3 separate regions of the Mus musculus genome follow, and regions 2 and 3 are each linked to region 1. The links are chromatin loops, found by intact Hi-C in ENCODE. Cell type or tissue: heart. All regions are shown on one strand.

Region 1 (8,000 bases):
TAAGATGTGTCATTCAGGGACCCTAGTTTTTCTCTCAGAAATTTGGGGTTTGATCATGGGTAATCTATTCAGACTAACAAAAAGAAATCAATGCAATGAAAACTGTCTTTACCGAAGAGGCCCAGACTCACCATGAGGACACTGAGCCACAGTATAGGCCCGAAGGACAAATTTTCATTTTTCAATAGTTACTCAGCATCACTAGATCCAATGTCTCTTCCAGCCACAGGCCTAGAATTACACATCTGTTATCACACGATTGTGGGTAGACACCAGGGATGCCAACCCAAGCCCCTGACCTTGTTCCCTGGCGAAACTTCTCACCATACTAGTTAACAGAGAACATGCTCACAGCTTGCTGTATCACTTCTGCTAGGCTCATGTATGCCCTTACATTGCCAAGTGAGGCAGGGATCTCGGTCTTCTTTCTACAGTGATGTATTCCAGGCCTCTGGGAAAGAGCCTGGTGCACAGGGGACTGTCGGTGACTACTTGTTGGGTACATGGTTGACTGGTTCCAAATCCCCAAATCTGGCTATTGAACCTCGCAGCTTCCCTCATAGGATGTAGGAGTCTAAAGTGGGAATGAAAGAAGATGGATATAAACGGGATGCCTATGAAAAGCCTTGGGGAGATCCAGGTCCCGTTGATCCCTCTAGAACCCCGTTCTTAGGCAACCAAAACCAAGGTAAAGACAGATAAGCAGGCCCCCTTCTCTACCAGGATGCTGCTGTGACGCTCTGGCTGCAGAAGGGGACCCCAGCCAGCAAACTGATCCTTGGCATGCCTACCTATGGACGCTCTTTCACCTTGGCCTCCTCGTCAGACAATGGAGTTGGGGCCCCAGCCACAGGGCCTGGTGCCCCAGGCCCCTATACGAAGGACAAAGGGGTCCTGGCTTACTATGAGGTAAGACGACTTTTAGCTACCCTGAATATGCTAGAGGACTCCTGATCGGTAAGAGGGCTTCTCCTGTAGTTTCTGAGGAAAGGTGGCTTGCATGGAGAATTTCGGCCAAGGGAACTCTATCCCGCCCTGGACCCCTTGTGTATATCTTTAAGCTCGGAAGCCTAAAGTTTAAATCTGCAGCCCTAGGTGACTCCACAGATCTACTATGTTCTCTAGGCTTCCTCAGATAGGAATTTTCTAATCTCCAGTCTCCTCTTGGCATGAGGGGACAGGAACTGTTAATCCCAAAGATTCCAGAAAGACCACTGACCCAAACCATCCAAGCCAAATTAATTAAAGCAAACAATTAATTAAAACAAGGTTTTTTTGGGGGGGGTTGTTTTATTTGTATACACAGGCGGCTTCCTCCTAAGGAAGGGTTCAGGAAGTCAGAAGTGGGCATGGGGAAGATAAGGGTTTGTATAGTTTAGGCATAGGGAGTTTCCAAGTGGGAGATTTGGCAGGCAAACAGGTGGGGTCCCAGAAGCAGAACATAAGCGCTATAAGCCAGTCATGATGACCTCCTGAAACAAAGGCGTAACTGCAAGGTGGTCATACCAAGGTGGTCACAACAATGGGTGGTCATAACAACATTTTTGAAACAAAGTTATGGTTGCCATTTTCTGGAACAGGCAGTCCAGAACCATTTGTAGTTAAAGTTACAGGTGGGACATAGAAACAGAGATGTAATCACAAACAGGAATGAGCCTACTTTGTGTTTACTAGAAGGTGGTTTTTAAGCCTAAGATGGAGGCAGGCTTGTTTGTCAGTACCTACTAGTGTTATTCTTTCCTAACACATCTCTGCTCCTGCAGGCCTGCTCCTGGAAGGAAAGACACAGAATCGAGGACCAGAAGGTGCCTTACGCCTTCCAGGACAACCAGTGGGTGAGCTTTGACGACGTGGAAAGCTTCAAAGCCAAGGTGAGGCCCAGCCCGGCTGGGAGGAGGCGGCCCATCAATAACGCCAGCACTTAATCTGTCTTCAAGGATGAGTGTTCTTGTAAATGCCCCAACATTTCACCCTCTTCATGTGACAGCATCCTGAACATTTATCATCTGTTGATAAAGACTCGGTGAAGGCTGGGGATGTAGCTCAGGGCTAAAGCATCTGCTTGGCACGTACAAGGCCCATGGTTTAAGCCCCAGTACAGAGAAACACATACACACAGAGAGAGAGAGAGAGAGAGAGAGAGAGAGAGAGAGAGAGAGAGAGAGAGAGAGAGAGGGAGGAGAGAGAGAGAGATCTACACTGAGTGGTCCTCTTGGCAAGATTTGTATTTTACCAAAATACTAACTCTACAGACACATGGAAAGGAGAAATGTGCATAGTGGAACCTGTGACTTTTATCCAGTCTGTTGGCCACATTTGGAACATATGTGTGTCATTGATTTACTTATAGGACCCTTTCATCTTGTCTAATATGGCCTCCTTAATGTGTTTCCTGGCCTCTCTTCCTGAGTTGATGCTTAGCTCCTGAAGGAACAGAGCAACACTTGTCTGTGAACAGACCTCTTGGGGCAGACAGCGCTCTGTGGGAATCTAGAAAAGAGTAGAAGCTGTTTAGGGAGGAAGGATTGTACAAGCCCTAAAAGTCAGAAGATAGGCAGGTGTCCAGGGAGGAGACTGTGGGCAGTCGGGAGGGAGCAGGAACGAGTGGACCATGAGAACAAGGTGACCCGTGAAGAAGAGGGGGGTCAGCTCCCAGCCCTCTCTGCAAACGTCATGGTGCTCTCTGAGGGAACGCCCAGCTCAGCGCATTCCCTCAGGGGCCCTCAGGGTAACAAGGACCTGAAGCCGTGAAGGCCAAGCTTGCTTCAGAACTTTGGGGAAGCTGAGACCTGATCCCCTGTGGTAACTGAGCCTGTAGCAACCAGTAGACAAGATTTTAATCACCCACATCTGCTCACACCCTCAGGCTGCCTACCTGAAACAGAAGGGGCTGGGAGGAGCCATGGTCTGGGTCCTGGACTTGGATGACTTCAAGGGTTCCTTCTGCAACCAGGGCCCGTACCCTCTCATCCGGACACTACGGCAGGAACTAAGTGAGTAAAGGGTTGAATTCAGAGAGTGGGGTGCACACTCCCCACCCCATAAGCCTTTCTGAGGAAACACCATCACCCAAAATTGTGATTCCTCAAAGTTCACGTACACCAGTAGCTAAGGAAACTGTTGAAACCCCGTGCTTCGTGCCGTTTCCAGTTTCCTGCTGACAATACCTGACGGGGGCGTAGTAATGGATTCCCTCCAAAGGTCTCTGCTCTTATCAAGAAGAAAGCCAAGCCTCACCCTATCATATGCAGCCCCTAGGTGCCCCTCCTTGGTATATGGCTGGGTGTCACAGCTGGTATGTGGTCACCAGCTGCCTACTACTGTGTGGCACAGGTTGTCTTCCAGACAGTGCCTGGCTGCAGGTTGTGGCTGCGGTCTGGATGTGGGAGCAGGGGTGCTGGGCCGCCTCCTCCAGTGGTTGCTGTTGTGTGCTCCGCCTGTGGTTTGGAATCTGTTGGCCAACATTGCTTGAATCGTCCTTGTCTTTCTAGATCTTCCATCCGAGACTCCAAGGAGCCCAGAACAGATAATACCTGAGCCACGCCCATCTTCTATGCCAGAGCAGGGACCCAGCCCAGGGCTAGATAACTTCTGCCAAGGCAAAGCTGATGGGGTCTACCCCAACCCTGGAGACGAGTCCACTTACTACAACTGTGGAGGAGGGCGGCTGTTCCAGCAGAGCTGTCCTCCAGGCCTGGTGTTTAGAGCCTCTTGCAAATGTTGTACCTGGAGCTAAGTTCCTGGAACCCCATCCAACTCCAGTCTGAGGCCAGGCTTGGGGTCCCCCACCACCTGCCTCTGCTTTCCCTGGGGCCTGCAGGCCTCTCTGTTCCTTCCATGCCCCCACCTCTGATCAGCTTCTTGGTTTCCTTTTTGTCTCTTTTAGGCTTCCTCTTTATCTGAAAAATAAACATATTTTTCACCCCTGACATTGTGACTTAAAGAAGCTCTCTCAGGACAGTGTTTGTTGGGGGGGGGGAGGTATGGGGAGGACCAAGAGGAAAGGGCTGCACACAGTAGGCAAAGGTCAGAGGAAAGGATGGCACACAGTAGGAAAGTTCAGAGCCAGAGTTGCATTTCCGATGTGCCTGGCCCCATGAAAGTCTCCTCACTGAGTCCTCCAGAACACAGGTGGCAGCGTACAAGGCCCGGCCAGATCCACTTGTAGGAGCCTTTGGGGAAAGAGATGCTTAACCTCTGCTAGACTGCTAGACTGTTATTTCCCAAATGGACACAAGGTGGCAGCAGAGATGAGCTTTTCCCAGTTTACTGCTCTGTGTCCACCAGTGAAGCCATTAGTCCACAGAGTCACTCGTGAGCCTGTCAGGGCTTGGGCGCTCCATAAAGAAGACCCTGAACTAAACGCTCACTTTGAAATGAACCCTGTTGGGGGCCTTTCACGTGCCTCACCTCAATCACCACTCCCAGTAGGTAGATGACACGGAACGATCATTATCTGCATTTTACAGGCATCTCAGATGAAGTCAGATTCTAGCCAGTTCTGAGTCCAGAACAAAGGCTTAAAATGGGCCAAGACAAGCGTGTGCCCCCAGGGTCATCTATTAAAGAGTGATCTAACAGGCCGTGGGGTCACGTGCCTACAACCCCAGTGCTGAGGCTGAGGCAGGAGGAACTTGAGCACTAGGCTAGCCTGGGCTATGTAGTGAGACGTTGTTTCCAAAAAAAAAAAAAAAAAAACCAAAAAAAACAAAAAAAACAAAACAAAACAAACAAACAAAAAACAAACAAACAAAAAAAAAAAGAACAAGCAAGTAATATGTATCCCTGAAGCACCTTGATTGTTGAGTTTAAAGAAAACCTTCATTCCCTAAAGTTTATCTTGTTACACACTTGCTGGAAGCCTTGGTTTGGGGTTGGGAATGAGTTAGGTGGGAGAGAGGTGAGTTGTAATCACAAGAGTGTCTAAGTGAGAGGTGACACATGGCCTGGGCTGAGGCAGGGACTGTGAGTCTGGGGAGGAACAGGGGCGTGAAGACCAGGGAGAAGCCATGGAGCCTACTCTCCTATGGACAAAACTAGCACTTGCCCACTCGTGCCCGCTGCCTGTCCTCTGGCCTTCTCTGTTTAGAAAAGGATCCAGGCAGGGGCAGCTTCCTATGGCACACGTGTGACAGCAGAGATAACTGTAGGCCCACTAATGGCTTCAGCTTGAGGTTCCCTCTCTGTGGGATGGATGGGGCCACTCCTGCTGTCTGGGTGACTGAGCAGCTATCCACTGTCATCCTGGGAGTCCGTATTCTTCCCTCTTTCTTTATCTTGCGTCTGCTGGTTAAATCATGAAACAAATGGTCTACTATCAGTAAAAGTGTTCTCCTGAGTGGGCAGATGGCCAAAGTCCTCCCAGATACCAAACCTTTTGTCTGTGCTGGGTTTATCGATAGGAGAGTAGGCTCTGTGGCTTCTCCCTGGTCTTCACGCCCCTGTTCCTCCCCACAGTCCCTGCCTCAGCCAGGGCCACATGTCACCTCTCACTCAGATAAGGCTTTTCCCTGGTCTCTCTGCTCCCTGACCCTCCCTTCTCTAGTCTCCCCTGCACACCTAATCAGCTCAGCCTTTAGAAATGAAGGATCTGAGCCAATCACTTCCCTTGCTAAGAACTCCAAACAGCCTTCCCAACCCGAAGAATAAAGTCCGGATCGTCTCGTCGACTGTGTCGAGACCCCTTGTCAGCCCCCGCCTCCTGCTATCACGCACACTGTTTCGGTCCCCTGGTACCCAGTTGTCAGCGTTAGTTAACCTTAGGCATCCAGATGCCAGCATGCAGCCTCCGGGCAGCCACCACTCAGGATTCTGCTGAGCCTGAAGCACTTAGCAAACCTAAAGCCAACTGTGCTTACCCTGATCCTTCCACCCCCACCGTGGGCCCTGGGCCCCTCTGGCTCTGTGTCCTTCCATTACAGTTGGGTCTCTCGGCATCTGTAATATTTCAATCCATATGCCGGGTGGACATAGCAGGGTGGAGCAATGTGCAGTGTTGGGTGGGGGTGCAGAGAGGGTAGTGTGAAGTGTTCAGGGCTGGGCTTTCCAAGGGCCAGTATTCAATATTCAGCAGATAAACTGAAAGGAACAAATGAGATCCTTTCAGGTGATGGTGAGGGCTACAGTAGGAAGCCTGCATGGCTCGATATTGAAACCCAGTGTGGGTGTGACCATTGTGCGGAGCAGTTTGAAAGATCCCTCAGTTGGGGGGAGGGAGTCACATTGGGGCATCCTAAAATCCAGAAGGACCTGCCCATCTCATCCTCAGATTTTGGGTCATTGTGGGTGGCCAGCCCTTCCCTGGTTGCTTTGTTGACTGAACTCATAGGTCAGAGCCCCAACCTTGGCCGCTCTTCTAAAATGCCACTTCATTTGATTTGCCCTGGCTGTGGTCCTTCCTCTAGCATGAAGGAACCCAGTTCAGTGCCCGTGACTGTGGCCTCATACACGGGTCTCCAAGAACCATACCTACGTCCCTGAATCTTAGTCCAATAGATGAGACTGATCAGGCCATTTTTCACCTGAGTGGTGGCGTTGTGGGTAAGAACAGCCATGGTTAGGGATCCTGGGCCACTGTTTTGTTTGCCGGCCTCAGCCCAGGCTAGCTCAGTCACTACCCAGGCTCTGCACACTCCAGAGATGAACCAGCTCTGCACCACTCCCTGCTGCACTGGCTTGCCTGTGTCTTTCTCTGGCTCCTCCCTCCACCCTGTGCTTTAACATCTGTCTTTGATAGTTCTAGTCACCCTCACAAGGTCAGCCTTGGTTTTTCTCCTGAAGGCACCTGGGCCTGGGCAAATCAAATCACTGGGTTCCCAGTGGACAGTGGACTCTGCTCCCAGAACACGGACACTGGTCCTCTCCTTCCATTACACATGTTTGAAGCTCAATAGATCACTTATAATGGGAAATAACCTTGAACTTCTGATCCCACCTCAACCTCTCAAGTGCTAGCATTGCAGGTGGGAACTGCCACTCCCATTTTATGCATTGCTGGGGATTGTACACCATGGGTGTGTGTGTGTGTGTGTTATCTTCAGGTACAGAAACCACTTCTGCAACCTAGAGACACCCCCCCCCATACCGAATTACCCTTGCATGACAGGACACTGCCCTCCCAAGCTTATCTATTAAACATCATTTGTCCGTTTTTCCCTAAGATTTATTTATTTAATGTAATTAGTGCTCTAGCTGCATTTACATCTGCAGACCAGAAGAGGGCACCAGATCTCATTATTGATGCTTATGAGAGATCATGTGGTTGCTGGGAATTGAACTCCAGTCCTCTGGAAGAGCAGCCAGTGCTCTTAACAGCTGAGCCACCTCCAGCCCCCATCCTTTGTCCTTTTAATAACACTTCTTACCAGACTGACTGAGGACCACACAAAGCATGAATTAGTCACATGACAAATATTTACAGAGTGAACCGAAGTCCTCTAATACTCACCATGTCCCTCTAACGTATCATCCCATCATCCTCTGGTTGCCAGGTCAACGTGTGGCGACGCTGTGATTTAGATGCTGCTCTAGGTAAGACCCACAGCCTAGGTTTGTGCTCACCCACAGTGGACATTGCCTTCCTGGGTTAAAGCCTGCACAATGTGATTGTCTCCTTTATCTTCTGTCCTGGGTAGACCTGAGGCTTTGTGTGCTGGGCATCTATCTATTCAGGCATCTGTGCTGGGTTATCCATACATCACTGCGTGCCTTAGTGTCTCACTGTCACTCCTATAGGACCTCCAATGCTGGCACAGGTTCTAGGGCCATATCCAAGACAAGACAGTGAGGGAGTCAGGGCCTGTCCCAGGCCTACCTGTTGCCCCCTATCCCTCTTCTGCCTTTAAACTACAGCTCTTTTCTCTATAACATCTGGTTATACAGTTTGCCTGGGTATATTAGATTTATAAAGCCAAAAGCTATAAGCATCTCTTGAGCATTTATCATGTGCCAGCAGATGGCTGGGGCTTGTGAGGTGGGGGTGGGGTTGCAGGAATGGGGCC
Region 2 (8,000 bases), 51 kb after region 1:
CCATGCAAATGAGCAGTGCCCCTCAGGAGGCTGTGTACTTAGACAGTGGCTGCTAACATCACAGCAGTCACTGGGTCTCCCACACAGTGTCCCCAGGCACACACTCTGCAGGATAATGTGTACATGATAGGTAAACTGGCAATTGTTAAAAACAATCGCCCACACAAGACTGGCTGTGGTATTTACCATCCTATTGAGCATCTGTCAGTGGAGCCAAATGTGAAACTCCAGGACCCCTATCTATCCCAGATCTTCTCCTGCACATACCACACACACACACACACACACACACACACACACACACACACAAACGAGAGAGAGAGAGAGAGAGAGATACACACACACACACACACACACACACACACGCATGCACGCACGCCCACCCTGGAAGCCACACTTCATTACTACTCATTTTAATTACATTTATTGGTGTGTGAGTGTGTGTTCACATGCACACGTGCATGTGTAAGTCTAAGGACAACATGTCAGGTCTCTCCTTCTACCCCGTGGGTCCCAGGGACTGAACTCAGGGTGGTAAGCTTGGTGACAAGCACCCTCACCCGCTGAGCCACCTCACTCACCCTAGAAGCCATACTCTTTAACATCAGCCAGAGTGTCACAGCCGTGAGCATTTTGTGTTTAAAAAGGAAAGCCACTCAGGTCTCAGAGGCAGACAGAAATGGAATGTGATGTCCGCCTCTTGCCGCAATCCTCCGTGGCTCAGGTTTTCCTGCCCACTCCTCTCTGTTCACCTCCTGATCAGCCTCAGCCCTGCTCAGCGAGGCTTTTCTCTGATGTCTTCATGTGTTGACCAGGTTGAATGTCTCAAAGTTTTGGGTTGAGGCCAGTCTTCCGAAGCCTCCTGCATCCCTATAACCTCAAATTCTCCCCTGAACCTAGATATTACTGCCAAACCTAGAGAGTTTATTGAGCGAGACTTCTCAGAAGCGCCCTCGTTCACCCAGCCCCTGGCTGACCATACCTCCACTCCTGGCTATAGCACGCAGCTTTTCTGCAGCGTCCGAGCATCACCTAAGGTCAGGGGCCCTGGGCTGGTGGAGTGGGTGGACAGAGGAATGAAAGTTTCTCTTGAGAGCTGTTCTAACTTCATTACCCTCCTCTGACTTTGCTTCCAGCCCAAGATCATCTGGATGAAAAACAAGATGGACATCCAGGGTGACCCCAAGTACCGTGCCGTCTCCGAGCAAGGGGTCTGCACCCTGGAGATCCGGAAGCCCAGCCCCTTTGATTCTGGGGTCTACACTTGCAAGGCCATCAACGTGCTAGGGGAGGCCTCTGTGGATTGTCGGCTGGAGGTTAAAGGTGGGAGTCGGAAGGGTGCCCTCAGCACCCTGCTGTAGTGGACAGACTGAGTCCCTCTTGGGAGCTGGACTAGATGTAGTTCAGAGTGAAACTGGAGCAGGAAAAGGGTAGGGAGGGGTCAAGAACTGTTTGTGTGACTTTCTAAGTGGGAAGATGTTCTTTCTATTTGGGGACTGGGGTGCTGGAAATTCTTGACCTCAAACCTCTCCGTTCCCTCCTGTCTTCCCCCAAAGCTCTAACGTGTAGTATCTCTTACAGCTTCTGCCACACACTAAAGAGCAACAGAGGCAGAGACTGGGACAAGGAGACAGGTGAGTGGCTGGACCTACTCCTTCAGTTACCTCTACTGAGAGTGTGGTGTCAAAGAGAAGATTGCGAGAGAAGAATCCACCTCCCAGGCATAAAATGTCACTGGAGACAGGGAGGGGAGGGCAGGAAAGCAGTAGGCAGATCTGGGTACCATTTTTGTAGCAAAAGACAGAGAGCATGCATGTTTAGTTTGGTGAAGACAGTGTAGCACTGGGTCATGCTGGGGAGGTCCAGAAGGGATGGGTACTCTGGGTGGTGGTCACAGGTCAGCATCTGGGCTTGGCTCTGAGTGACTGTAAACAGCATTCTTTTCCCTCATTAGGAAAGTAGGGACCCAGTCCTTGCTCTCCCTTCCTCGTTTGGTGGTTCTGAGGCTCTGGGTGAACTATCAAGTCTCCAGAGCTGCACTGGGCAGAGCCCAGCTTTGGAAATTGAGCCTGAGGAAGGACTGAGAAGGGTGGAGGTGGTTCTCTACCCGACTCCCCACTATCTCTTCTAGCAGCTTGGTCACATACCAGGACGCAGAAGGACACTATCCACCAAGTCCTGCAGACCTGAGGATCAGGACCCCAGGAATCCCCAAGACCATAGGAACAGCGAATGGGGCGGGGTCTCTAGTACCTGCAGGCCCCCTCCATCAGACGCTGGGTCCAGACCCAGGATCAGGCCTGGCAGGCCCCAGGCCATACCTTCTGGGTTCAAGAGGGCCCAGAAGGGGCAGAGACTGGCACCCTCTTCAGAGTTGTACACTGTATGAGAAGTATTCAAATAAAGGTGTGTGGTGTTATAGCATGGGGTTTCTGTGGCAATGAGTGTCATGACGGATGGAACAATACTATGTTACTATGAAGGGGAGACACTATCAAGATTAGAAAAGTGCCAGCAGGAAGGGTCTCACATGACACGGGGCATTTTTTTTTCTTTTTTTTTCTTTCTTTCTTTTTTAGACATGTGAGTGTTCTGGATCTTGCTTTCTGATTCACAATGTGCTACCCTAAATGTGTAACTATAGCAACAGACACACCATCTCTGGGACTTTCCATCTGCCTCCACAGCCCTCTCCCAGCTTCCCCTCCACCCCCACCATTACATCTTCTCCGCTGAGGTGGTTTGGTTGCCCTCTGGCAGTGCTGGGGTGCCAGCACCCCACTCCCCACAGGGCTTCACAATCTTTTATTAGACATAGGGTCCTCCTTGAGAGCCAGGGACACCTTACCTCCAACTGAAGGAAGAGCCTGGAATCAAGACTTGGAGTCAATATTCACACCCAAGGAGGGGAGAACCTGACACCCTCCCCTGCCTGCTGTCCATACAAGGAAGACATCCAGGCTCAGCAGAACATGGATTGGTCCCACCTGAGACCTCCACAAAAGCCTACACTCTATTTGCAACACAGCTCCTGAGCTAAAGCCACCTCCAGGAGCCTTTTGGATATTTAAATGCCAGCAAGGCACTTTCTCACACTGAAGACAGCAGTCTCCTTTGGTCTGGTCTGGTCTGGTCTGGTCTGGTCTGGTCTGGTCTTTCACACTTCTGGGCACACCAGAGGTGCCCAGGAGCACCTGGGATCTTCTTAGATGCTTTCCTCTCCCTCCTCCCCCCCTCAGGCAGCATGCTCCCAAGGGTTGTACTTCCTGGGGAAGCTCTTCTCCTGGGGCTTGGAAGCAGAGATGGTGTCCCTCAGGAGAGTCCAGGCCTGCTCTGAGAGTTGGTGAAGCTTGGTGGCCCAGACAGAAAATTGCATTGGAGACTCCCAGGAAGTTCAGGGCAAGAAGGGCTCAGTGCTGCTCCCTGCTGGCTATGTGAGGCCAGCACCTTCTGCACTATTTTTATTCCCAAGGACTTTATGGCCCACTGGGAGTCCCAGGCTGTGAATAGAGCAAATGTGAGAGACAATCCCTGGACCCATTCTTTCTGTGTCTCCCAAGTATAACCCTGGGCTTCTCGGGGTCAGGAGAGCACCCGCGTGGCCAAGAACACAATCCTTGGAGGAGGGGCCGAGGTCTCCTTCCCTGTGTTTTACTATCTTCTCCTAGAGAACAGGAGAGACAGCGAAGCGGCGGCATATCCATTTCTCTCTATTCATCCACCTCTAAGGGACTGTCTTCCTCACTTTGAAGTTGGTCCCTTGGGCCACCAACACCTAATAGTAGGCTCCCCTGTCTGACTGAAGGAGCCAGAATATTCTAACCCCAGCTCTCTGAACTGCTCAGAGAACAGCCAGGAATGATGCACACAAGACTCTCCTCTCACCTGAGGGCACCCAATTCCCTGCTATGGCCTGCCCCAACTCCAAACCTCCTCCAGGTCCCCAAGGTACAGGGCAGCCAGCTCCTTACAGAAGGGGCCCTGTTCCATGGCATCTCTTCAGAGCCTCCCTGGTGTCCACAGCCCACAGCCCAGCTGGGAAGGCTGAGGAGGAACAGTGGGACAGGGGGGAACAGGGAGGACATGGGGGTTGAACAGAGAGCCACTGGGTGTGGGCTAGATGGAGCAAGGCAGAGCCTAGTCATCAGCTTTCTCCTCTGGGATATCTTCCTCAATGGGGGGCTTGGGCTGGCATCGGAAGTGGTCGTTCCAAATCTTCAGAAAGGTGACCCGGAACTTGTGGATTCGGAAGGCATAGACGATGGGGTTCATGGCCGAGTTGCCGTGTGTGAGGAAGATGGCAATGTAGATGAGGATGCTGGGTTTCTGGCAGGTGGGGCAGAAGAGGGTGATGCAGTTCAAGATGTGTAGCGGTAGCCAGCTGAGGGCAAAGAGGAAGAGGATGAGGGCCAGCGACTTGGCGATCTTGAGCTCCTTCCCGTAGTACTTCTGGGGGTCACCAGAGGAGGCTGACACCTTTTTGTTGAGCTGCTTGCGGATCAGGTAGAAGACCTCCAGGTAGATAAGAACCATGAGGAGCAATGGCGGCAGCACCCAGACGAAGAAGTTGAAGTAGACCATGTACTCCATGCTGATAACCTTCTCGAACTCACACTTGATCACGGGCTCCCCAACACTGCCGTTGGCTATCCAGGCTTGTTCCACCTCACTCAGGTTGTTCCAGCCAAACATGGGTGTCAGGCCTACCACAAGGGAGAGAATCCAGCAGCCGGCTATGGCCACTGCTGCCCGCCGCTGAGTCACCACTGTCTTGTACCTGTAGGGAAAAAGGACAAGGTATGAGAAGTGACCCCCATGATTGTATGTGGGCTCCTCCTTTGGGGCTCACCTGCCACTAGGGGTGAGGCTTCTACACGTCTAAGGTCTAGAGTGAGTGTCTTTAGCCCAGGGACCTAGTCTTTAGGATCTAAGATTAGTCCAGAGTTTGTACAATTTAGCCTCGTTTCTCCTCCAGCAGAGAGAGGAATTCCAATAAATATAATGGGAGCCAGATAATGGTGGCACACACATTTGGTCTGTTTCTTTGGGAAACAGAAGCAGGCACATCTATGTGAGTTCAAGGCCAGCCCAGTCTACAGAGTGAGTTCCAGGACAGCCAGAGCTACACAGAGAAACATGTCTTAGAAACCAAAACAAAACAAAAAAGAAAAAACAATAAAATAACAGAAACTAGTAGCAAGAGTCTTAAGCAAATGGCCCAAGTACAGCTCATTGACTGTCCTCACATTGACCTTCCTGGTTTCTCACCGCTGGACTATAACAGTGCTAGGGTGGCAATATAAGGACAGCCAACTAGACAGAGGTTGAAAACAGTTCTGAAAGCCTTTCCAAGGCCCCACAGAAGCTAACAGCACTGTCCCGGGCTTCCTAACGTGTCCCCATTCTCCCGAAGAGCCAGGTGGCGAAAAAGCAAGAGTCCCCAGAAGCCTTTCGACACCAGGCCCTGTTCTGTTTCCGCTATGAGCATCTCATCTCCTGCTTCCCGGCTTCCCATCACCCTCAAGCAGTCGCACAGGTTGGCGTCAAGGACCAGCTCAGCAATGCTCGCCTAATTGGGATGATTCTCAGGGAAGAAAGCCTGGTGTTTGCCGAGCATCTGCTAGCACTTCATACTTCCTCCCATCCGCGCATTGGCACACTTGCGTGGATGCTGTTCTCAACAGACATTCTGGATGCGCGGGGCACTGTTCTCAGTGCTGGGAACAAAATAAAAATTCCTGCCTCTACATAGCTCATACTTGTCTATCTTTTTAAAAGTATGGTTTATTTATGTTTGTTTTATATACATTGGTTTTTGCTTGCATGTATGTCTGTGTGAGGGTGTTATATCCAATGGGACAAAAGCTATAGACAACCATGAGCTGCTATGTGGGTGCTGAGAATTGAACCTGGGTCCTCTGGAAGAGCAGCCAGTGCTCTAACCACTGAGCCACCTCTCCAGTCCCTATTTATCATTTTTTTATTTGTAAAGGTTTACTATTTTATTTTTATGATTTTGAATGTTTCCTCTGCATGTATGTGAACTCTGTGTGTGCCTGGTAATCATGGAGCAGGAAGGGAAGAGGACATCTGACTCTCTGGAAATAGAGTTATAGATGTTGTCAGCTGAGGTATATAGTGATGGGAACTGAGCCTAGGGCTAATAGCTGAGCCATCTCTTCAGCCCCTGCTCAAAAAATTTTAATTTTTAAAATTACATTCAGTGTGTGTGTGTGTGTAGAGGTTAGAAAACAATTTAGGAGAATCAGTTGTCTCCTTTCACCATATGGGTCCCAGGGATCTTTGTCAGGCCTGGCAGATAGTGCTTTTCTTTACCCACTCAGTTGTCTTGCCAGCCTTACGTAGCTCATATTTGGGGTGAATCGATGACAGCACAAGAACAAGGAGACAGGTAGAGTTCTTACCCTTCTCCAGGTCTGCAGGCACAGAAGACACACACATTTGAAATGACTCATGTGAGACAAGACTGCCTATCAGCCAGAGGTGACAGCCTCTCTTGTCACCGAGGGTTGAGGGTTTTAATAATATCCCCGGGGGCTTCCCACTTCCCCTAAAATCACACTACCCAGCAGCCAGCCACAGTGTCCTCTGCCGGCACTCTGGCACTCTGGAGAGAGTGCCAAAGGCTGCCCAGCTCTGTGCCAAGGAGCTGCAGAGTGGCTGCAGCTTGCCCAATTGTTATTTTCCAATGCAGCTCCTGAGAGGGCTGGGGTGGCCTCCAGAGCACTGGGTGTGAAGGGAGGGCTCCAACTATTTTCTTCTGTCCTGTGCCATTAGAATCTGTGGCTTTCTGTTTCTGGACCCATAGGGACCCACTGGTATCCACCTGCTCCTGCAGGCTACAGAGACGAGGGCATCACTGGGGGAAGCAGACGGTCCTCTGAAAGGCCAGCAAGCAATGGCCTTTGGAACCCCTTATCTAATCCCTCCATTCCAACCAAGAAAGTGAGGACTGACTGCAGCTGACTCTAACGCCTTTAAAGTCCTGACCGCTCCCACCTCTGTGATAGATAACAGGATTCTTGTGTTCCCAGACTATCGGGAAGCCATAAAGCTAGCTCAGTCTCTGGTGCCTCACTCTGCCAACACAGTGAAACTGTTCTCCTCCCTCATTTCTGCAGCAGAACATCCAGGTCGCTGTTATCTTTTTTTTTTTTTTTTCAGTCAGAAGACCTGAATGTAGGCACTGAGTCTGCTGCTTGCTAACTCAAATCCATCCTGCTTCAGAGTGTAGCGATGATATAAGAATAAGATAACATGTGTTCAAATACCCCAAAAACACCCTCTTAATACTCCCTAGCCTGGGCTTTTACCCCACCAAGCTCCTAGGCAAACGTACCTGCAACATCCCAGCACTCCCAGGAGCTCAGCAAACACAGCCCTAGTACTATCTAAACAGCTCACACAGATCTGACTCATGCGGATCTTCAAGTGCCTCCCCCATCCCCCATAGCGCCTTCTAGACACGAGGAAGCAAGTTCAGGGCAAGAATGTATAGGGAAAGAACACAGAAAGGCAGACCACCTTACGGGGTACAATTCTGACCCTCATCTGGTGAAAGGTGGTTAGACAAGGTAGGCCTCTCCCAAAGCAGAGGGGCTGCAGACATAGGGAGGGTGGGGTCAAGGTTTCTGCTTCCCATTACTGCATCCAAATCTTTCCCTTAGATCTTTTTTTTATAGTCGGAAAAGCCATTCTGCAGCCATGTCTCGGGGGAATGCCATGACCACACTGTGTGGGCGTGTAGCACGTAACAGAATGACAGTAATATGGACTGGCATGTCTACTTGCCCAGGTCTTCTACTTTCAAGCCCAGACCCCCTTCAGGACGCAGGTTAACTGGGTCATTTAGACTCAGATGGTAGCAGATTCAGAATAACCTCTGTTTTAACACGGGAAAAAACTGGATTGGCCCAAGAAGGGCACCCCCTAAAACTGGAGGGAGAACCAGGTGACCTTAAGTTCTGAGAGCGGGGTCC
Region 3 (8,000 bases), 93 kb after region 1:
CACTGGGTTACCGAGCTTCAACCTAACCCAAGACAACGGAACTTCGAAAGACAACCCCAAAGGAGAGGAAGTGAAGGCTGCAGGTCTGTCAGCAGCAGTAAATGCTTTTGCTCAAAGATGGCGAGAAGCTGAACCGAAAAGGAAGCAGAGGGAACAGAGAAGAGCAGATGTTGCATGGGAGGTGTGCTGGGCTCAGCGGCTGGCCATGTGCAGCAACCAAGGAAAAAGGAAGAGAGAAAGATGACTGACGAAGGAGACACTGGCAGTGGAGACCGAAGGTAGAACAAGTGTGGTGTGGCCCTGACAGGGTTTTTGTGGGCCTCTAGAAAAACCCAGAGCATGAATGTGGACATGTTCATCTCTGTCTCGGTAAGAGTGGAGACCTCTCTGAACAAGATTTCCCCTGGGGGAAGCAAGATTACTTGAGGAAGGGAGCAAGGAGGCTGGCCCGTATATCCCGCCCACCCACAGGAGGAAATCAGAAGGGAAAGCAGCCAGAAGGGAAGAGACACTTCAGGAAGAGTTGTTCTGAGTGGCCTCAGGAAGGGAAGCCATCATCTTGTGTGACAGGAAGGGAACGGAGGCCTGGAAGAATCCTGGTAGGAGGGGGTGGGTGGCTGAGGGTCTCTCCCAGGTTAAAGCTGCCGCAGGTAGCTAAGGGTGGAAGCCGTGGGTGCAAACTCGTCTCTGAAGGAGCTTGGCAGGCGAAAGAACAAAAGATGGATGGTTAGCTGCAGGAGAAGGAGGTCACAAAGAGGTTGGTTTTAGCTGGGGGAAGATCTGAGCATGCTCACAGCTTCAGTGAAGAAGGCAGCGGCAAGAAGAGATGAATCAGAGGGAGAGATGCTGAGCCCAGGGCAGGCTCTCCACACTACCTCTGCAAGCCCATGGGGACCTAAGCAGATACTGACAGCTCACCGGACTCAGCACTGTGCCTGACGCTCTACCTGCTCACAGACCTGGAAATCCCTGACTTTCCCCCATTCCCTAGGCCCCCGGTCCTTTGTTGAGTGTTTCCGGGATGCTCCCAGGCTTTTGTCTGAAGCGCACCTCTATTGATACGTAGCCAATAATTTGTCAACAACATTTCATGTCAATAAAAACTTGGTCTTGCCCCCGTTCTTGCTCCTCCTCCTCCTCTGGTGGCCAAAGCCCAGCCTGCACCACAGTCCTGTTCACCAGGTGCCAGTCATGGATTTCTTGGCTTCCCTGACTCTCTGTGTACCCAGAGGGGTCCTTCTGGAAGACTCACTGACCCTCCACCAGTCAAAAGAAAACAGACTGGCCCCACCACTGACAGACAAATGCCACCCTGGATAGCCCACTGTATGCTGAACAGCACAGCTTCCTGGACTCAACACCACCTGCAAGAAGTCAGGAAAAGGACTCTGCCTCCTCTCCCCTTCACTGGGCAGAAGGGGAAATCGAGGCAGGGAGGGATTTATGTGACTTCTGTTAGATGCTAGCTAGGCTGGCTTCCCAATTCTCTCCATGGCCCCCTCCTTTCCCACCCATCCATCGCTGCCCTTTGATAAGAAGAGGCCCTCCAGCACATCATGGAGAGCGGGCCCTCAGAATGTGGAAGGAGGGAGACAGGCTAAGGTTTTCACAGCAGTGTTACTCAAAATAGCTTCAGAGCAGAAACAAGCCAAATGTTCACCAACTAGAGTTACCAGAATACATTCAGGACATCCAGTTTAAAAACTGTTAACAGCTTTATTGGGAAATGGTTTATATAGTAGAAAGTTCACTCATTTAAAGTGTACAGGCCTCAGTTCTGAGACTGTATTTACAGAATTGTGCAACCATCAGCACCGTTTCTGTCTAGAACATTTTCATCATCTCCCTCTAAAAACCCTGTGCCCGTTAGCAACTACTACTCCCCCTCCCCAGCCCCAGGCAACACAAATCTTTGGGGGAGGGGGCAGGATTGAGACAGATTCTCACTGTATAACCCAGGCTAGCCTCAAGCTTGTGGTTCAACTCTTATGAATAGTTAAGATTAAAGGGCTGGGCAGTTCAGTGATAAACTGTTCCTTCTATAGAATTGCCTGTTGTGGATGCTCCTCAGTGGTCCTTTGTGACAGCTTCCTTTGAATACCTTAATGTTTCAAGGTCCATCTGAGTTGTAGCATGTATCAGTTCTCTCCTCCTCCTCCTCCTCTTCCTACTCCTCCTCCTCTTCCTCCTTCTCTTCCCCCTCCTCTTCCTCTTCCTCCACCTCCCCTTCTTCCTCCTCTTCCTCATTCTCCTCTTCTTCCTTCTCTTCTTCCTCCTTTTCCTCCTCCTCTTCTTCCTCCTTTTCCTCCTCTTCTTATTCCTCCTTTCCCCCCTCCTCCTCCTTCTCCTCCTCTTCTTCCACCTCCCCTTCTTCCTCTTCTTCCTCATCCTACTCTTCCTCCTCTTCCTCCTCCCCTTCCTCCTCCTCTTCTTCTTCCTCCTTTTCCTCCTCTTCTTCCTCCTCCTTTTCCCCTTCCTCCTCCTCCTCCTCCTCCTCTTATTCCTCATGCTCCTCCTTCAATTATTTGGAGGTCAGAGGGATAACTTCTGGGAGTCAGTTCTCTCCTTCCACCATGGTTTCTGAGGCTATAACTCAAAGTCATCAGGCTTCATGTGAAACTCCTTTAACCACCAGGCCATCTCATTAGCTCAATGCTTAGTTTCAATGGCTGGAGAAGACTTCATTTCATGGACAGTTCACATTTTGATTACCCAGTCTTCAGTATACACACACACACACACACACACACACACACATCAGAGCTCAGGGGACAGAAAAGCAATAGTAGCGATGAGCATAGTCACCTCACAGTGGTGCCTTAGTGTGGTGCCACGTGTACCAGTCTGAGGCACGAGGGCTGAAGACACTGAAGCCAGCAAAGTTTTCATCCTGTTAAGCTGAGCACCAACTGGGGTGGGGTTTGCTCAGCTGGGGCCCTGGGGCTGTGAGCCTGTCAGAAGGCCTACCACACACATTTTCATAGGCTGTGTTCCTCTCCAGCGGGCATGGAAGTCAGGCGTGCAGACACTGAGCCTCCTTCCTCACTCTGTGGAGTCCAAACCGGTCACACAGGCTCATTCCCTCTGCCTAGCCTGGCGCCCATTCCTGATCTTAAGCACAACTCTAAATGCCATTCTACAGACACTCCCTTCAAATCCACCTCACCTCAGTCCTGAACCTGGAAGAAATTCACACCCTGAGCAGGGCCACTTGCCTAAGGCCGGAAAAGAGAGATGACCTGAGAAAGATGGTCTGTGGCTGGGCAGACCATCGGTCCCCTCTATGGACCCACAGACCAGAAATTAACTCCTATTCCTAAAAGCCAGTCACTCGACCTGGTCGCTCGTGCTAGGGACAGAGGGGTCTTTCGATGTCTAGACGTCTTCATTTTCCCCTCCCCAGTACCCAGGGTGTCACTTGCAAGGCAAGCCCTCCACCACTGAGCTGTTTCGATCACCCCAAAGTTGGACAACCTCATCACACAGGGCCGGCGCGGCTCCCGGAGCAGACGGTCCAGAATGAGATTCAAGACAGCAGAACCACGTTATCTTTGTGGGTTCTTTAGCCCCTCGTGGCATCGCGGGTGACATGGCAATAATTCTCCCTTTTTGCAGCCTACAGAGGCTGAGGGAGGGCAGAGAGGCTACAGATCAACGTTCAGTGCCCTTGTCTGGAGCTCGGGGTCCCCCTGCTGGCGCACTGGAGCCTGGGCGGGGCTTTGAGCCGAAGGGCGGACACAATCAGGTGACAACTCTGGGGAACGTGGCGAATGAGGTGGAGCTGCTGGAACTCAGCTGGAAGGCCCAGGGGACCAGCCCTAGGAATGTCCAACAAATATGCCACCCCGATGGCGACTTTGGTCTCCTGGTGCCCAATCCAAATCCTTTGTTACCAGCCCCGCTGCTTCTTATGTTTGCAGGCAAAATCTCCTGAACATGCCCGAAGAGCATGTGTTGGGAGCCCTCCCTGCTCTGGGGAAATCTTCAAAGACGGGGTTCCCAGCACCGTCTGCTTCCGGCCAGCCTGCCTCAGGAGTGGTTCATCGCAGACCTTCCACCTCCAGTACTTCTGGGAACACCATGCGTCTGGGCACAGAACCCTAGGTCACCCAATTCTCCTCAAAGGCCTCCAGGGCCTAGTAAATTTGGCTCAAATGTCCCTAACTGGGAATGTGACCAGGAAGCCTCAGTTTTGCCGTCTATAAAATGCAAACTATCGACTTTTCTATGTGTGTGGCTGGGAGGATTTGGTGGTATTGTGAAGTTGGTCGCACTTGAGCATTTGACACACACCCCTAAGCACTGATGTTTGCATAGCTTTTTGGCCCTTCCCACCCTAACATGTAACTAATGGCAGGTAGGAGTTGTCCACGAGGAGTAGGGCACCGCCCTGCCACGTGTTTGAGATTTTCCCCACCTAGCCAACTCCTTGCTCTTCCACCCAGTCTACAACAGGAGGGGTGGCAGCTGTTTCCCTCGGCTGCCCAGTCTCTGACCCAGCCAAAGGCTGGCACAGCTGCTGGGGTGGCCCAAATGCTACACAAAGGACAGCTGGGGCTGAAGGAGGACAAAGATGGGCACCCTGCCTGATCAATGTGTTCCCTCACCCCGCAGCCCTCTAGACCTTTCGTAGCAGCCTGGGACCTCTGACCTCACTCTTGCCACAGCTGTGGGGAGGGGGCTGTCCTCTTGCACCCCTCTCCTTGTCCTCTGCTCTCTGGGCCTCCACCCCCCCCTTTCCCCTGTTCCCTCTGTCGCCCACATGCTGCCCAGCTGTCCCTGTCCCTGTGCTGGGCACTCCGCCCACCTGTAGCCCTCATGAATCGCCAGTGTTCACACTCTGACCCCTCAGCCTCCACCTGTTCCCCTCGGTCTGGGCGTCAGGGCTGTGTGGCCCCATCTGTTGTCCTCCGTCTAGGACTTAGGGCAAAGACTCCATTGCAAAGCTCCTAGCTCCCACCTGCCTAGGGTGGGTAGGAAGGCTCGGCTGAGAGACAGGATCTAATCCGGTGACTTCATCTTCTTTCTTCTCTGCCCAGGCCACCAACAATGTTCCAAACAACCTAGAACCTTCCCACCTGAAGAAAGTGAACAGCCCGCTCACTGCAGAAGGACCTTTGCATCTTTAAACACATTCTAATCTCATTTCTGTGGCAAGGCGCTTTAACAATGTACAATGGCAAACAGAAAAACAAGGCGTTGGGAAATTGCATGTATATGCGTGTGTGCATGTGTGTGCGCGCGCGCACTTGTGACTAAGTTATCTCCCAGCCAAGAAATCAAATTCTTTCTGTATCGTCTTTCTACCTTTTTTTTTTGGACAGGTACTCATGTTGCCCAGGCTGGCCTTGAACTCCTGATTATCTCTCAGCCTCCCAAGTGCTGGGATTGCAGATGTGTACCAGCAGTCCTGGACTGACTATACTTTTCTTGACAGTGAAGCCACTACAGTTCAGCTCAAATTCCCTTACCAATTCCCTACCCAGACCCTTCTGAGCACAGAGGGACCACCGTGAACGCTTTGGGGTATTTCCAAGCATTTGCCATATTTTGTACCACTTACATGCATAAGTTATATACACATATACATTATGGCACTCACAGGCTTGTGCAGGTATTGGCTTTTATTGTTCTTGAGGAAGTTGTAACCTACAAGTATTCTGCAAATGAGTTTGTTGTAAAAAACAAACAAAAAACAAAAAACAGACAAAAACAACAGCAATCACCCTACCTGGGCCAGTAAAATGACTCAGTGGATAAAATCACCTGCTGCCAAGCCGGACAGCCTGAGTTCAGTCCTCAAGCCCAGCATGGTGGAAAGAGAATTGACTCCTGAAAGTGATCCTCTGACCTCCACAAGAGCACGTGTGAGTGCACTTGCACACACGCGCGCACACACACACACCCACGTAACTGTAACCTTTATTTGCCTGATGTAATTGTCATCTCTGAGGCTTACTGCTTCACTCCGCTAACCAAGGCCCAGTTTCTAGCTTCTGCATAATCTTATCTAGGCCTAAAACGTTTTCAGCCTCTGAGACTCACTGCTGAGTTAGCTCACCCTTTCCTAATTCTTTCTGAGCTCTAACTGGCTGATTCAACTCAGCTATTCTGGCTTAAACTCCTCTCCCAGCTGACGTATTCAATCTGGCTCTCAGCCTCTGAATTGCTCTGCTTGGCCTCAAGCTAACTCTAGAAATCTGTTCTAAGTTCCCCTTCTCTGGCTTGTTCTGTCTTCACCTTCTTCTAGCTTGTTCTATCTTCAACCTGTCTCTGTTAAGCTCTCCCAGTAAACCTGCCTCCATCTCCCTTCGGGCTGCTTGTCTCTCCCTCTCAACTCCACTGCACTGCTCTCCACGAACTCTCCTGTATTCTTGTGCTGCACTCTCATCCTCCTGTCCCGGCTATCTCTCCCTTAAGTAGCTTCCCTTTCCTCTCTCTTCTCATGAGAATTGGATGGACACATCCTATTCTGTCGAATTTTTCGTCACTTTGTCTGCCACTCGATTAGACATCACTTTCAAACATGGGGGCTTCCTTCTACAAACTAACTTTACCTTGATTGTTTTGGATTAACAGTCAATACTAAGGGTATTCCAGCCAGAGGGACTAAAGGTATATGCTAAGGGCTGAGCCACACCCTAAAGAGAATCAGGTACAAATATCATTTAACTTACGCACACATGCACATACATACACACCAACAAATAAATGAATGTAAAAACAGATTTTATTTGTTTTTTCTTCTTCTTTTCTTTTCTTTCTTTCTTTTTTTTTTTTTTTTTTTTTTTTTTTTTTTTTTTTTTTTTTTGAGACAGGGTTTCTCTGTATAGCCCTGGCTGTCCTGGAACTCACTTTGTAGATCAGGCTGGCCTCGAACTCAGAAATCCGCCTGCCTCTGCCTCCCGAGTGCTGGGATTAAAGGCATGTGCAACTACGCCCGGCTCAAAAACAGATTTCAAAAGTCTGCCTGCCTACATCAGTGCATGCAGCTCTGCAGTCTCTTCAGATTCCACGTCCTCTCTCAGAACTGACAATGGCATTGGGCAGCATTTTGTTAGCCTCTCCTATTGACAGCCATTTACCCTATCGCTTGTGTCTCTATATCAAGTCTGAGCCATCTACAATCTAGTCCTTCCGGGTCCTACCTGGCGCTGTGTTTCTACTCCCTGAAAAGAAAAGGGGCTGCCATTTATACTGTTTCAGGATCATAAACATCCTCAGAGCATTTTAAAAAATAAAATTTTAATCACTCTCTTCCAAAATCTTGTAGCCTGGTGGGATGATTGCTCTTTCCACACAGAAGGGGACAAAGAGATTTGAAAAAAGAAAAGGGGGTGAGGGGTGGGGGAGTAAAGAGGAGGAAGAAGAAAAAGGAAGTAGAGAATATGCTTCATAAACTGGGCATTGTGGTGTAGGCCTTTAATCCAGTACTTAGGAGGCAGAGGCAGGCAGATCTCTGTGAGTTTGTTTGAGGCCAGCCTGATCTACAGAGTGAGACCCTAACTCAAAAACAAAACAACAAACAAGAACAAAAGAAGAATAGAAGGGGGAGAAAGAGGAGGAGGAGAAGGAGAAGAAGAAGGAGAAGGAGAAGTTTCATTATACCAGCACTGTCTGCCAGAAAGGAAACAGTTAAGTGAAACTTGGTGCGTCCACTCCGTGAAATATTATGGGATCATTAATTAAACTGATCATTATGAAGACTGTAGGAGCATGGAAAATGTCTCTATATTAAATTTTAAGACAGACTACAAAATTAAAATTCTGTTATGGTTACAAGTATGCAATAGGATGTATGCATACAAAGATAGGAGGGACAAAAATGGGATAGGTAAATGCACCCAGACTGGTTGGGCTCCTTGGTAGAATCCCTGGTGCATGGATACTGTTGTTTATTACAGATACAGTTGATTAACTGCTACAATCTGCCCATGTAACAGATGGCGAATATTTAAGTGAAATAGCAGTGGAAAGAAGAGAAGGGAAGGAAAGTGAGT

Evidence for each region. A loop is a pair of places that touch in the nucleus more often than their neighbours do. Peaks named below come from ENCODE experiments on the same cell type or tissue, not always from the same donor. Only the 100,000 strongest peaks of a DNase experiment are listed, where the experiment ranks them.
Region 2: a loop joins it to region 1, with 2.8 times the contacts of the local background. A loop is called at or near these places in 18 of 42 quality-filtered maps.
Region 3: a loop joins it to region 1, with 6 times the contacts of the local background. A loop is called at or near these places in 33 of 42 quality-filtered maps.

The regions. Positions count from the first base shown.
Region 1 is chr1:134,147,613-134,155,612 of GRCm38, forward strand. It overlaps Chit1 (chitinase 1 (chitotriosidase)), which reads left to right. Exons shown (of 12, transcript NM_001284525.1): 9 at 724-909; 10 at 1,764-1,871; 11 at 2,867-2,993; 12 at 3,492-3,928. The coding sequence ends at 3,736. Among named protein-coding and RNA genes, the nearest start is that of Gm46158, 30 kb to the right of the region's middle. In heart, CTCF peaks have their summits at 4,237 (motif pointing right) and 7,212 (motif pointing right); a DNase peak (open chromatin) is centred at 4,229; H3K27ac peaks cover 543 bases; H3K27me3 peaks cover 269 bases.
Region 2 is chr1:134,198,814-134,206,813 of GRCm38, forward strand. It overlaps Mybph (myosin binding protein H), which reads left to right. Exons shown (of 11, transcript NM_016749.2): 8 at 901-1,037; 9 at 1,137-1,323; 10 at 1,582-1,634; 11 at 2,135-2,419. The coding sequence ends at 1,598. It overlaps Adora1 (adenosine A1 receptor), which reads right to left. Exons shown (of 2, transcript NM_001008533.3): 2 at 402-4,777. The coding sequence ends at 4,138. Among named protein-coding and RNA genes, the nearest start is that of Mybph, 9.4 kb to the left of the region's middle. In heart, a CTCF peak has its summit at 3,435 (motif pointing left); a DNase peak (open chromatin) is centred at 6,678; H3K4me3 peaks cover 273 bases; H3K27ac peaks cover 2,669 bases.
Region 3 is chr1:134,240,694-134,248,693 of GRCm38, forward strand. No RefSeq gene overlaps it. Among named protein-coding and RNA genes, the nearest start is that of Adora1, 9.2 kb to the left of the region's middle. In heart, a CTCF peak has its summit at 3,698 (motif pointing left); DNase peaks (open chromatin) are centred at 3,708 and 4,818; H3K4me3 peaks cover 252 bases; H3K27ac peaks cover 2,584 bases; H3K27me3 peaks cover 1,110 bases.